Linked DNA regions of Homo sapiens: region 1 is linked to region 2. The links are chromatin loops, found by intact Hi-C in ENCODE. Cell type or tissue: PC-9. All regions are shown on one strand.

The links. Peaks named below come from ENCODE experiments on the same cell type or tissue, not always from the same donor. Only the 100,000 strongest peaks of a DNase experiment are listed, where the experiment ranks them.
Region 1: it touches region 2 in a loop (12-fold over the local background); 2 of 110 quality-filtered maps call a loop at or near these places.

What each region holds. Positions count from the first base shown.
Region 1 is chr6:133,423,639-133,431,638 of GRCh38, forward strand. All of the region lies in intron 3 of EYA4 (EYA transcriptional coactivator and phosphatase 4), which reads left to right. Among named protein-coding and RNA genes, the nearest start is that of EYA4-AS2, 29 kb to the right of the region's middle. In PC-9, no CTCF peak of the experiment used is centred here; no DNase peak of the experiment used is centred here.
Region 2 is chr6:133,337,527-133,345,526 of GRCh38, forward strand. All of the region lies in intron 2 of EYA4 (EYA transcriptional coactivator and phosphatase 4), which reads left to right. Among named protein-coding and RNA genes, the nearest start is that of EYA4, 100 kb to the left of the region's middle. In PC-9, no CTCF peak of the experiment used is centred here; a DNase peak (open chromatin) is centred at 4,245; H3K27ac peaks cover 532 bases.

The sequences.
Region 1 (8,000 bases), 86 kb after region 2:
TCATTAAAATCATTAAAAACACAAGCAAGCAACCATCAGCCGCCACATAAACATACCTCAGTTTGACATATGTATGTGCCAATGAAGCCGTTACCACAGTCAAGATAATTAACTTATTCATCAACCCCAAAAGTTTGCTCCTGCCCCTTAATAATTTATTCCTCTCTACTTATTGTTACGGGATCTTTGGGGTGTCAATTTTCTAGCCAGAAACCTCTGTGACCGTGGCGCCTTTACCCAGGTTCTTGTCCTGCATCCAGGAAGAATGAGGTACACAGACAAGTGAAGAGTGAACAAGATAAAGATGAGTTTTATTTAGTGTCACAACAGCTCAGAGGAGACCCACAGTGGGTGGCTCCTCTCTGTAGGTATGTCATCCGTGGAGTGTTCAGTTCTCAGCAGAGAGGAGGCTCTGGAGAGAGTAGCCTGTCTCTGCAGCTGGTTGTCCAGATGGCTGCAGCTCTCAGCAGAGAGGGTAGCTCCTCTTTCTGCTGGTTGTCCTGTTGTCTCTTTGCCCCCTTCGGCCATCCTCTGGCTGTCCTATGCCCTGCTCTGGCTGAGCCCAGGGCTTTTACAGACCTCAGAGGGGAAGAGGGAGGAAGTGCCTGCCAAATGGTCCATGGGTGGCCATTGGTGGCCCAGAAGAGGCACCAAGACTCCCCACTCTGGTCTGCAGGACTGGCGTCCCAGCCCCCAGCCTTCAGGCCCTCACTGGCCTGAAAGTGGGGCCTTACTGAGGACCCTCCTCCTTCTGCTCAAGAATCAGTCTGCCTCCTACTGCCATTCATGGCCCTGGTCTCGGCCCCAACCCCTGCTCTGATCTTGGAGCAGGTGCCAGGAGCAGAGAGAGGCCAGGCAACGGGAGCAAACACCCCCCCCCCAGCCTATAAGGATGGGGGTCCTTCCTGGGGGCACCGTGGGTGCCAGTGGCAGAGACGACCCAGATCCTGCACCTGGGAGGGCAGGCACAGCTGCACCCAGAAGCTCCCACCCTGCCAACTTGGAAGGGGCGGGACTCCTACTTGTCCCCAGCTCCTGCCTTCTCCATGGAGTGGGAGGCCCAGGTCTGCAGCTGTGGGTCAGGTGGCTGCAGCTGCACCCAGGAGGGCAGATTCTGCCTGTTCTTGGCACCCCTCAAGAGCACAAGGAGGCTTGGATCCACAGCCGCAGTTTGGGCGGCTACAGTGGCATCCAGGGAGCTCCCGCCCACTCAGAAGGGATGGGGCTCCCACCCGCTCCATGGAGTGTGCAGCCCCAGCAGTGCCTCCCTGCTACAGCCAGTGTGATGGCATCAACTACTGCCATCACTACCACCTTCCTCCCTCCAATCTCTTGGCAACCATGGATCTTCCTTGATAGTTGCTTTCAGAGCCTTCTGTGTTGTAAGTGTGTATCAATGGGTCATTCCTTTTATTGCTGAGCAGTATTCCTTTGGGTGGTGGTACTACAGTTTATCTATCCGCTCACCTATTAATGGACATTTGTGTTATTTCCAGCTGTTTAATTGACCACTTAATCTTTCACAGAAGAATATATATATGCGCCTATAAATTTTGTCATATGCAAAATGTTAAATAGGAAATAATCCCTGTTAGTATTGTAATCAGTGCCTGGGACAGGACGTGCATAGGTATTCAGTAAGTAGGTGTTAAAGGAACTTAGACATGTTTTGGCAAAATCTGCAATCTAATTAGGAAAACAAAGCAAGCACACCTAAGAAATTAAAGTGCACAGAGCAGTTGACCTGAATGGAAATCAGTAATATAATAATATCCATCTTCTACCCAAAGGTCATGACACCCCCCCAACCTCGCCATCAGCACTTACTTGGAAGTCTCCCTTCTTTCAGTTCAAGGCATCCTAAATTAAATCACTCATCTTTCACTGAAAACAGTCCCTCCACTTTCTTCCTGTTTTGTTCAAATCTTTTCCTAACTACTGAGTTCAAAACCTGAATTATTTTTGTAATGTCCCTCTGTTCACATTTGATTAGTTTCCAAGTTCTGGTTATTCTGCTTCCTAAATGCCCCCACTTTGTTGCCGCTATGACTGCTTTAGTTTAGCTCTAACTATCTCTTAGCTCAGCACTTAGTCATCTATCTTGCCTCCTTGACTGGCTTTCCCCTCTCTAATTCAGCCTCCACATGGTCATCACACACTTTTCTGAAGTGTAATTTTGACCATGCTGCTTTGTTGCTTCTACCTCTCCATTTGCTCCTCATTGCCTGTAGGCTAAAATTCAGACTTCGTGGGATAGCACTGAAGATGCTCTATGCTTTTCACGCTTTCTCCCTGACCTCTATCATGCAGAAATATTTAACTGCTTGCAGGAACGTGAACACACGATGCCGTTTCCCATCTCCATGCCATTGAATAAACCTGTCCATCCATCTTCTGGAATGTTTCGCCAACTTTGACCAGGAGAAAACTCAGAACTCAGATTTGAAGCCTTCTTTTATCTCCTGCATACATGTACATTTACAGAAAACTCAGTAAAGTTAACCACTCCTCATCTATGCCAAGTGTCTACAACACTGCCCTTGCACTGTTGCCAGATCTTCCATGCTAGACTGTGACCACAGCAAGTGGCTTTTTACCTTTGAATCTAGTAACAAGTACAAGAGCAGTTACCTAATAGGTACTCGGCAAATATTTTGGGTGCTGAATAAATATGAGTAACTCAAATTATGGTGCTCAATAAATACGAATAAATGAACATGTGACTGAAATAATCTGATCATCAAGTTGTAATATCCCAGCCAACATATGCCTCTTGTATTTTACTTGTTTTCACTTGTCACCACCACCTTAGTCAAAAACCATTTAACTTTCTTCCTGAATTGTTGAATCAGCTTGCTAACCTATGTCAGTAAATTATCCCTCTTTTCTAAACTATAGTAACACAGATTAGCTAGACTAATCTTGCAAAGACTGCTTTAATTATGTTATTTCCCCATTAGATTCCACTGCCTGGCTTTCAAAAGCTCTAGCTACTCTAATAATCAGACTTTTTTCTATTGTATAACACAGTCTCCATTTCAGCTAACCCATTCTTCCCACTTGCCCATAACAAGCTCTGTTCCTTCCAGCTTGTGTGCCGGTGCTCACATTTATCCTTTTGCCTGAATACCCTTGTCCTCTCTTCCCATCTGTCTGAATTCTACTGACTATTTATGCCTTGCTAAAGTTGGCACCTGCATCATATCTCCTTTCTATCTATATCTATATCTATCTATTTATATCACATCTCCTTGGAACTTCTGAACTATAGCAATTTGCTATTCAAAGCGAATAGAAGTTACAATGTACATATTTTCTCTCTATATATCGGAATCTATATTTTCCCCCCTACCCTATACTAGAATATAAGCTCCACAAAGGCAGAGAATTTTTGTCTGTATTGTCTGTAAAGGAAAGCCAAGGGCTGAGACACACAATATTTCTTAAATAAGTGAATGAAAGTATGAAATTAACAGTTGCATGGTGCTGGTTCAAATAATCCTCATTTCCTCGGAAGAAAAGCACTTTGAAGAAAGTATGAACAAATTTGAATTTCTGAATTTTAAAGTATGTGATACTTTAGAGGCAATTTCTTGAGTGGAATTACAAAACCATATTCACTTATCTAAAATGTAGCATTAAAGTTCTGAATTTTAGAACCACTTCTGAACGTCATGATTTCTGTACAAGATAGTGTCAATTAGTCAATCATGTTATCTGGAATTTTTATGCATTAGTATAAATTGAAATTAACTCAACATAGTTCTATTACAGAAGTGGATAAATGGAGCATGAAATGATATGAGAACATTCTACTCAAAGTAAAAAAGTAGATTCAGGTTCTTGGATCCAGATTAATGTGATGATATCTGTATTTTGACAGGGGTAAGGCCATTTTGCAAGTCTTTCCTAAATTCCATGATTGTTAAAAGGAAAAAATTAAAGCTCACTCTATTGAAGTCCTTAGCTCAAAATTTGACACGTACTAGATATGTGTTAAATAGTTGAATGGAAGCCATTGGAGAACCATTTTTTTTAAGAGGAGGGGGACTTCAGAAGGGCAGTGACATAGTTCCAGTTGAATTTGAGAAAAAAATTAGGGTAATTGTCTAGAGAATGATATAGAGAGAAGACAGAAGATAGTAAAACCAGGAAGTTCTTTGTTCATTCATCAAGGTTCAGTTATAAAGCACCTACTACTTGGTATATACCTAGGGCTGAGTGAATAACTAAGATTCTGTTATAAGTATAGCCTGCTGGAAAAAATTTAGATGAACAATTATGATGACAAAATTTAAGAGTGATTAGAGGGAAAGGAGTGAACACTTTGGAATCTATTCTGCTAGAAATGCTGATTGTACTTGGTGAACGGTGTAAAAATTGAGGGTTTGAAGACACACTCCAGTGTTCTGATTTGAGAGACCAATTTAATAATATAGTTAGAGATAAGAGTATGAGAAAGTATGAAAGGAATGATGATGGGGTTGGTTGTGGACATATGAAGTTAGAAGAGTCTATAGAAAATCCCTGTGGAGATAACCAGTATAGAATTATAGGTAAGTTCTGGTGCTCAGAGAGATATGAGGGCTGAGGAGGGATGAATTTGGAATTAATCAACAAAAAATAGTTGTTGAAAACATAAATCCATGTGGAATTTCCCCAGAAGGGTGCTTACCTCATTGAGATGAAATAAGGGCTGAGGCTGCAGATAAGGACAGCAGAATGTTAAGAGGACAAGAATGACACTCAAAGACAGCACATCATGGCTAGACGTGACGTCAAGAAACCAGGAAAGAGTAGTTGTATCACTTAAAATGGTTTCAACTACAAGTAATAGAGAACCTGACCCACCCACTTTTAAACAATACTGTAATTTATCTGCTCTCATAACTGGAATTCCAGAGGTAGACTGGCCTCAAGAGTGGTTGATCCAGGAGCTCAATAACTTCATCAAGAAACCAGTTTCCTTTGTCTCCTTTTGCACTGCCATCCACGGCTGTGAATTTGTCCTACATCTGTTTCTCCTCTGGGGATAGAATGACTGGTAATACAAGTCAGACTACATGCTCCCTCCTTTATATTCAGCGGAAGAGGCAGTTTGAATAGGAACCTCTCCTAGAAGAATGAAGAGGAACTTACCCCCAAGTCTCCAGCAAAGTGCTCCTTCTGTCCCATTGGCACAAATTTGGTAAACTAATTATTCCCAAAACAATTATTAATTTAGATTAAGAATTAGGCCTCCATCTTCTGGGGCTGAGGGTAGATTTAGCTTCTTTTTTTTTTTTTTTTTTTTTTTTTTTTTTTGTGAAATGGAGTCTCACTCTGTTGCCCAGGCTGGAGGGCTGTGGCATGATCTCGGCTCACTGCAACCTCTACCTCCCAGGTTCAAGCGATTCTCCTGCCACAGCCTCCCGAGTAGCTGGGATTACAGGTGTGCGCCACCACACCCGACTAATTTTTGTATTTTTAGTAGAGACGGGGTTTCACCATGTCAGTCAGGCTGGTCTCTAACTCCTGACCTCATGATCCACCTGCCTCAGCCTCCCAAAGTGCTGGGATTATAGGCATGAGCCACTGCACCTGTCCAGATTTAGCTTCTTTTGAGGCACCAGCCTTTGCTGGTGAGAGGTGAATACCTGAATAAAAATTAAGATTCTGTTAGGTAAAAGGAAGTGAGACAGTTAATGCATAGCAGACAACAAGGAGCACTACAGAAGCATTAGTAAGCTTAGGAGGGAGAAAGGTTGAGGAGAAGTTATTAACATTGTCATATACCAAATGGGTCAAGGGAAGAATTAAGGAGAGGCGGAAAAATGCCCATGAGAGCAGTAATTAGAATGTGACCCCAGAGACACACCATGGATTCTAATTAAAGTGGATAGAGGGTGACTGTGAGGGGAAAAGTAGTTATGAGGAATTGAGTCTAGTTTCAAGATTCTGAGTTTTGAAAGAAACGATAAAGATAATAGCTAGAGGGGGGAAATAATGAGAATCAGGGGTTTCTTTTTTGTTTTGTTTTCATGATCATCAATTAAATGTTTCAAAGTTAGTCAGTGATTTCTAACTGGGCTCTGATGAAGGGGCTTTGAGTGACCAGTTGTATGAACTTAGTCAACTTGTCAAGTCTCTTTGACTTCTCATCCATTGAAAGGGAAAAAAAGAAAGCTGTTTTTATCCTATGGAGTTGGTGGATTTCAGAAATATTTTTCTTCAGTTTTCTTTTATTTTATTTATAATTTCAACTTTTAGAATCACAAGTTACATGTGCAGGTTTGTTATATGAGTAGATTGTGTGATGCTGAGGTTTAGGGTGTGAATGATCCCATCACCCAGATTGTGAACACAGCACCCAACAGTTAGTTTTCAACCCTTGCCCCTCCCTCCTTCCCACCTCGATTAGTCCCTAGTGTCTATTGTTCCCATCTTTATGTCCATGAGTACTCAATGTTTAGCTCCCACTTGTAAGTGAGAACATGCGGTATTTGGTTTTCTGTTCCTGCAGTAAATTCACTTAGGATAATGACCTCCAGCTGGTACATACATACCATGGAATACTATGCAGCCAAAACATAATGGAATCATGTCCTTTTCAGAAATATTTTAAAGAAGAGAATATTGTTTATATTTTAGGTGTGTGTGTTTAGGAGATATTTTAAATGTTATACTCCATCAAGTCTTCAATACATTTGGGGGAAACAGAAAATAAACTAATTTTACTTTCTACCTCATTGTTTGGTCTTAGGCTAAAATCCATGTTTTACGGAGAATTCAAGAAATTTTTAAACTTCAGGTAGAACTGTGTTTTTTACAAATGTATAGAAAGCATAGTGCCTAATGCATGGTAGAAACTCATTAAATGATTATTAAATTGTTCTACTTTTCATATTTAAGGATGAAAAATATTAGAGATTCTCCATCAATCAGATTATAAAATTCTTTATACTGGAGAAATTTCTTATACCATATTTTTTATTTGTCAGAGAATTGATTCTAAAAAACAATAAAACTATGCCACAAAAAAAACTAGTAATATTGAGTAGTGCAGCAAAACCTGGGTAACTAAGTCTAACTAGGTAGGTTAATTGAAGTTACTGGAAAATTTATTCATACATTCAACAAGTGTTCATTGAGCACTTATTATGTGACAGGCCTTGTGCTAGGCTTCTTGCTCTCATAGAGTATACATTCTAGAGGGAGAGCCAATTAAATAAATTAATATACAATATGTCAGGGAGATAATTGCCTTGAAGAAGAATAAAATGAGATAATGGGATAGTAGGCAATTAGTACAAATGTTTTCATTTTGTATGAGGAGAGCAGGAAGGGAATCTCTGAACAGGGGATGTTTGAGCTGAGACACAGGACATGAAGAATGGCTGGGAGAACTGTGTTCCTGGGAAAGGGGAAATCAAGTGCAGAGGTCCTCACCTGGGAACACATTGGGTGTGTTTGACAAACAGCAGGTTAGACTGGGGAGATGGGATGTAGGGAATTGGGGCTCTGTGAGTGAGGGGAATCACCTAGGAGATGAGGTCAAGAAATGGGGCATCAGTGTGCCATATAAGGAAGCAAGGCCTTAGAGACTGTGGGAGGAATTTGGGAACTACTCTAAGAGACATGAGAAGGCATTAGAGGGTTTAGAGCAGAGGACTGATTGCATTGAGCTGGTTATCACTCTAACTGCCTTGGGGAGAATAGGCTGTTCTAGGGCAAGTGTGGCTTGGGGAGATAAAGTTCAAACAAATGTAACTTTTTGTTTCCTTGAAATATTTAATAAAGTAAAGCTACCTATTCAGGGAGTTTGTGCAAGTAATAGCACTGTCAGATCTACTACAATAAATAGGTGATAATGGTTTGTAATTAGCAAAGTAACTATTCATATAGAAATCATTCAGTTGATGCTAGTTGACTAATCACTCCTCATGCAATCTTACTCTTGTATTTGATGAACTTTGTTTTGAAGCCAGTGCAATATGAAGTGCACCATCCCTCCTCAGCAG
Region 2 (8,000 bases):
GACATCATGGGTTTTGCAATCAAAATGGAAATGTGTCATTTGTATATATTGGGTAGTTAAACACAGCTTAAATGGAAAAACAGACCTTCAGAAAGTACTGTAGTACATTAATTTTGCACAAAGTAGCACTAATTTGATACACATCTCTAATTGCTCTCACTTAAAGCAGTTTCAAGACAAATAATAAACTCTTTTTAATTGCAACGTTGTAAAAAACACTTTTCTATGCTGTTTATTCTCTAGGAAACTATGCTATATAAAAATATTATATAAGCTATTCCTTTTCCAGAATTTGTTCAGATATCCACAAACTGAGACTCAGACCACACACATTTACGCTGCCGATGTCAGCACAGCATGTATTCAGAACCTGGAGAATTTCGCAGATTGGGGTTTTAGATGTTGGGGTGACTTTCTGAGTTGGTGAAAGATTTACCCAACAGCTGTAGTTAGCCAAGGACCAGAAACTCTGTTTTCGGCCAGATGCATAGGGTGAAGCAAGTAACTACCCAGCCTGCCATCTACTCTCTCTCTCCAACTTTTTATTGTAAAAAGAACATTCATTCTTTGTAGGAGTTAGAAAAAGCTAAAAACTTACTTTAGAGCTTACTTTGTGGGCTTACCATCTAGTCATTAGCTTAAAAATTACCAAAATATTTCTACCGCAAGTAATAGATACCCATTTTAGAAACATTGAAAATTTTTAATGAGTAAATAGAAAAAAAGGTCACTCAATTTAATGAGTAAATAGAAAAAAAGGTCACTACATCAATTGGCATTTGATGTAGATAGTTTGTACTCATTTTAAACTTAAAATCTGTTTGTGCCTTACATGTAGTGAATGAAATAATTACTTTTTGTACTATGTGTATTTTACTATAGTTCTTCAATGAGAGGTAACTAGATGGTTTATGTCACTTCACTTGAATGTGTATTTATATTCCAGGATGGCTCTGTCAGGAAGTTTTCTACTTATTTATAGTGATAACAATTCATACAAATTAAGCCTTTTATTTTTACCTCTAGGAGTTAGATATCATAATCATTCAGCCTCTATTAAATCTATAGTCACAGAAAAATGATATAAAACCATGAATCCTGCTACAACACTTTGGATGTGTTGTACTTTTACCCACTGTCACAAATAATTTAAAATAATTTCTAAGGAAACATCATGGCAGCCCCAGTTGGTGGTGCTTAGTGTTTAACTACAGCATGATGACTACAGAAGAGGTAACAATTTTAGTTCTTGCTAAAACTAAACAATATTACATGGATGCACATACACATAATACAATTCAGAAAATTATCACCAATTGCTTCTTTTTTTTTTTTGTCTTCTCAGAAATGGGCAGATGGATTATGTACTAAAAATATAAACCCTTAAGAATCAGGTTTATCCTGTAAAGAAGGTGGTGTCTCTGGGCATCACTTGGCTCTTTTGTAAATTGATTGTCACTTCATTTTTATCGTTATCAGTAAACCTTATTAGGTGCTGAAATCAGTGCTCGGGGTGCAGGGTCAGGTAAGGAAAGCATGTGCTGTGTATCAGGAGACCTGGCCACAAACTTGTCATATGTCTCTACATAAGTTATTATTGATGAAATCATTGTTTGGTGAGAGTTTGGATAGCCTGTATAGGGAACTAGCTAAGTAGTTGGGAAAAGGAACTGAAGCAGGACAAGGTAATAAAGTGCATCAAGATAGACCCCAGGCCCATTTGGTTAGCATCTCTGAAGGAGACAAGTTCAAATACCAAGCTCAAAGAGCTGGTAGAATGAGTGGAGCTGTATATTCAAAGTACCTAAGCAGTTGCTATGAATACCAGTGTGAGGTTCACTGTTTGCCTTTAAAGACCAGCAAGTGTGTAATGGTTGCAGTTAGGTCAGACTGTATGGATAGAGGTAGTACAGAGCCATTAGTGGAAGAATATTAAATTTGTTTGTTTTTAGAATTGGGGAAATATGATAACATGTGTCTGTAAAGCAGAGGTTGTCCCTGGAGAGGAGAAGGAAATATGCAAGAGAAATGGGGGGAATAAGTTATACTTGCTTATTGGAAAAATTAGGCTCTGAAAGGATGACCATGGATTCTTGGCTGCCTAATGAAACACGACAGCCAGAAAGGGCCTGTGGTAAGTGGTCAGGGCAGAATGCTCAATAGAATTGTGATTTTTGAGGTGATAAGAAGAGAAAACATTGTATTTAGAGAGGGACTATTAAGAGTTCTAACTTGGTTGAACTCTTGGTTGATTAATAACAAGTTAGGACAAGTCCAGGTAGGTGTTTATAGGTAGCCAAAGTGGATAAAAACTGGGAGGACGCTGACTTTGAGGCAGCGAAGGACTGTGCTTACAAGGCAGAAATGCTTAGTAACATGATGTCAAATCATCAGGGACGGTGGCCAAGGATGGATTACAGAGGTGCATAAAGTAGTTGCTAAAAACAACAAGTAGGTTTGGAAGAGTGCTCCTGGGCTTGATAGAATTTAGCAACCAGTAGGGGTAGAGGTTAGTACTAATATAAGTGGTGAAAAGACTTAAAAGAGAAGGGGAAGTTACGTCACACTATCAGAAGTAATCATATCCATTACAGGGGTTAAAACGAAATTGTCTCTAATGTTAAGACTATATATAGGCTTAATGTGTTAAAACATGGGCAAAAGTCATTCCATGCTTTTTCTGTGTACTAGAGGGACTGTAGGTATAGACACAGAAAAACCATTTAAAAGTGAAGCAACGGATGGTATAATCCTGTGTCCTGTTCTTTGCCAAATTGATTTTGGACTATCCCTCTGAATGCAAGAATGGTTCTTCTGCTGCCTTTGCCTCTTTTCACATCTACATAAAGTAGTGCTTACATTTGTTTGGAGTCAAAAAATAATAAATAAATGAACAAAATATATGGCATGTCAGATGATGATAAGTGCTACAAGAAAGACGCAGCTGAAAAGGAGGTGAGAGAGAATTAAATTAGGGTAGGTGAGCCCCATTGATAAGGTGGTGTTTATACAGAGACTTCATAGACATGAGAAAAGGAAGTGTATGTGTATCTGGGAAGTGAGCATTCCAGGGAAGGATGTGCACTGGCCCCAAGGCAGAACTGTGCTTGAGAACAGAAAAGAAGCCAAGAGGCGGCAGAGGAGGGAAAGTGAGGAGAGGGACTCGAAGCTGAGGTCAGAGGGAGTGGTGAAGTTTTTGATATCAAGCCCTGTGGGCCAATAAAGACCTTGCCTTTTGCTGTGAGTCATATGGAAAGCCACTGGAGGATAAGATCAGAAGAGTGGACTGCTGATCTAACTTTTCGAAAGAGTCCCTCTGGCTGCTGTGTGAAGAAAGGAATCATATCCAGGCTGCTCAGCCTGTGCCACTGAGCAGCCTGAAATTAGAAGGGGTGGGAAGGAGCAGTTAAAGTATGGATGTATTCTGAAGATTTAGCCAACACGGCTTGCTAATGGACTGGATTTTAAATAGAAGTTATTTATCATGGAGCGCAAAACTTAGAAAATGCTAAGGTCTAGCTTCTATGTTTATACTTGCTATGGCATAGACCCTGGACATGAACCCTGGGTTTGAAGACCCAGAACATGCATTTTAAGAGAAGATCTTCCAACCATCCAAGGAAGATTCTGCAAATTGAGGAACTGAGTAAACACAGCAAACAGTTGCCTAGGCTACCTGAGGGAATAGTTCACAGGTTAAAGTAGAAAGAATAGTTGCTTTGATCAAAATGTGGCATGAGAATAAATCCTGGCTTTTCCACTTACCTTTAAAATTTAAATTACCATATAGGTTAAATTCATTCACCTGTCCATCAAATCATTTATCCATTCCACTGACATTTAGTGGATACCTACCATGTTCCAAACACTTTGTAGGTACGCAGGAATAAAGCATGAACAAAACAGATGAAAATAATCTGTGAACTATTCTGAGAGATGTGGATAAAACATTAACAGTGGAGCCCTTTATGAAATCCACTATAACATTAAATTTTAAATTCCAGCTGGATTTAGCTTTATGGACTTCCAAATAAGAATAGCCTAATAAATTCTAGTTTAAAGGTGTAACATTGAACAGAATTTAGAAAATTCTTTTCTAATGTTGAAACAAAGGACTTTTGCAATAGTTGCATTAAAAAAAAAACATTGACTCACAAATGAATAGCTAGTGGAGGGCAGGATTTCTAGATAAGCAGGACAAACAATCTCCACTGTTTCTCACCAACTATGGAGCTAATGGGGACGGTGGCTTTAAGCCAACTACCACTTAAGGGGAAAAAAAAACTTACCATTCAACAAGTGAAATAGTTAGTGTGGAATGGATAGCATCTTTGAAATTTGATTTTCAGCAGTCTCCCCAAGTGACTGAATACATTTTTTCAAACTATTTACTTTTGTATCATGTCTTCTCATGGTCAAATTCAGGATGAATTTTATGACAGGATTTGGTCTAATGCTGCTGAATTGTCTCATAAATATCTTGACAAGTCATTTGAAACATGCTGGGCCTCTAAAGAGGCTGACTGACATGAAAGCACTAACTTGGAATCATCAGGGCTTAAGGGTAACTTATGGACCCTAAGGCAGAGCCCCAAATCAAGATCATAAAATTACAGACAGTGAGTTGAAATTGAGACCAGTCTAGATTGGTACCAGCTTCTTTGGGTTTCTTCGGTAGCAGGGTGGAGTCAGGTGGCTGGTGCCATGGAAGCATTTTGGATCTGGTACCTACTGGCTACAATTCATTGTTAGATTCAAGGATGTGTCCAGGCTTTGGGAAGCCCTTCTGGGGACTGGAAAGGGAGGGTCCAGTACCCAGAAGGGCTTCCCAAAGCCTGGGCACATATTCAGAGTCCAGCCAAGTGGGCTGAATTTCAGGACAATTTTCTGGGTCCATCCAAGGGAAGGAAGCACAGATTCAGATCGGAAGGTGTAGCAAGGGACAGGAAAGCCTGTTTTATAGTGAGCTCTGAGCTTTGGTCATTCATTACCAGGATTACCTGATAACATGGTATATTGCTGCCATCCAGTTTAAGGTACACACTGCCATATATATATATATATATATATATATATATAATTCTTTATATTTCTCTGGGCTTAACTGAACTTAGCTTAAGGCACATGAATTTATCATTCATACAATAATTATTTAGCATTTTTATATCTGGGCCTGGCTAGGATTAACAGGTATTGACAAAGAGGATTTGAGATTTCTGAAATCTTTATTTAGCATAACCTAAATCAACAACTAGGATTGATAGAAATTAAAAAGCACTGATTTATTTTAAAAGTGAAAATTTCTTTATATTTTGATGCAATATTTTAAAAATATGGTACAGATTTGATTCCTAGGTATTTACTAATAGTTCTGCATTTTGAACACCATTATCTATATTAGGCATATTGACCTTCATGATTTTTGTACAATTAATTTTTGCTTAATTTATTTTCTAATTTATAGAGACGTGAACAGTTGCCATAACCATGAACATTTACAGATCAATGGCTATTGGAGTTATTTAATTTATACATGGCTCAGAAGGTGGCAACCATTTCTTTCAAATGTTATATGGACAGTTCTAGAATGTATGCAGATATCCTGGGGAAATGGAGGGGTGGGTTTCTTTACAGAAAAGAATGACCTGAGATCAACCTAACAAAAGCTTGGTTGTGAAGAAATCTATCAGAACAAAATTGTACATATGAAAAGATATAATTCTTGCATGTGACTCCTCAACTGTATTTACCAGGATGACCCTGTGACCTTTCTTTTACTTTAGATTGATTGTTGATTTATTTCTTACTCATTTGTTCACACTTTTACTCTGTCCCCACCCTGTGCCATCCTTGAGCTCAATGCTTTCTCTTGCTCCACTTTGGCTTGGCACAGACCTTGATCTGATGCTTGAACTCAGCTTCACCTGCTATCCTGGATCACTGTTGTTGTTTTTCATTCCTCGGTGCTTCCCGAGTTCCCTAGCAGATAGCCTCCCCCTAGCTCAACAATACCACCACCACCACCAGCACCCCCGCCACCACCCCCCCCACCCACCCCACCACCCTTGACCCTCTCCATACACACTCTGGTAGACTGTTTTTCGGCGTCCTTACCTTGATAAGCTTAACAAAGACTAATAATAACAAATAACACACCACATTACTATTTACAAAGTGTTTACATATTCATTTTCCTGTTTGAGATAGTGGTTCCTGTTTCAAAATAGAAAAGGAAGAGTGAGATATGGGTTAAAGGAGGACTATGTTTTTCATAAATATTTACACATATTTACATATGTAAAAGTCCACATAAGTGTTTATAAATATGTTTCAGTGATAGGATGGAAGGTCAAATATATATGGACTCTTATGATATATACAAAGTTTTATTTGTTTATCAGAAAAATACTGCTCTGCAAATCTTCTAATTTGATAGCCATTTATCAATAAATTGTATTCATTATTGAGGAAATCATTACTTTGGTGATGTTTGTCATATCTGATTTAAAAGCAACCTCTTACTCTTGAGAAGCGAGAACAGGAGAGTGTTCATTCAGTATGAGTGAAGATGGAGACAGCAACCCAGAGCATTTATAGGAGAAAGGCTGGACATGTTTTAAACACTGGATAAATGCAAGGCACGGTTATATGCCAAGTCGCATTGGACTGGAAGAGATCGGGAGACCCAAGCCTTTGTCTACATGACTTGTCTGACTTATCTCACATCTTCCATTTCTACATTTAAAATAGGTGAACTAGATGTAGGACCCTGTTATTTCAAATATATGTGACAAGAGATATCTATGCCCCTTTCCTTTTGAAAATATTTCTGGTGTCTCTTGATATTTGAAAAATAAAATTTTACGAATTTAAGAGTCCAAAACTAAATTTCACTGTTATGAGAATTTTGCTTTTGCTTGTCACCATAATAACTTGTTATTTATTTTAATCTTATCTGGTTGGTCAAAACTTCAGGTCAGCTTTACGATATATTTGATATGGTCCATTTATACTTGGAACTGATCCATTGTAGGTAATAAACCAATTAAGGCAGAAAACTACCCTTAGACAAAGTTGGTATTTTTAAATGAGCTGGCATTTGAAATGATTATTTTGATGTTAATATTATATATATTTTATACATTATGCATTTAGAGATTATATTTATGAAACATTTCAATATAACATTGCATCCAAATTTGCATATAGTATACATAACCCAAATTATGGATTTTGATACATATTCTTTTAATCATACCAAAGTTGCATCTTTTCATTTACTCATTCCATCTTCAGTTGTTTATAACAATGTGAATGGTATGAAATTATGTGTTTATATAATAATTACTCCATATATCAATATCATCAGAACTGAGAAACTTATTAGCTTATCTTCTAGAAATGCCATTAATGCCTTGAGATTTTCTTCTCTCTACTTAATAGGGTTAAATAGATGCCTTCCATTTTAGAAAGGAACAGTCTTATTATTTCTTATTTCTGAGAAAGGACTAGATACTCCTTGAGATGTCTGTAATAAGGTAAAATTGTTAACTTTCAACATGCTGTTTTCCTAACTTTGTGTATGTATGGGACCCATGATCTTATCTAGCCTTTTGAAATGAATCACTGGAATTAAGAAATTTAAAAGAAAAAAAATACTGTGTAAAACTATGCTATGAAAGAAAAATTATTAAATATGCTCTTTTCATATAGTTTGCTAATTAAATACTGCAGCTGTTATGTGGAGGGAAAGTTGCAGATATGATGAGATATTGAGTTTGTCATTTCTGAAGAGTTACATTTGGCTAATCTGTCTTAACAAACTAGAATTTTCCATACTTTTATGAGGAGTATGCGTAGTAAGTATGATGTATATATCTTTGCATAGACATATGTACACAAACAAGATTTACTAAAATATTTTAAATTAAAAATGTAAATCTAAGACCTGCATCCTCAACCTTTAATTTCCAAAGAAATATAAATTTTGCTGATTATCA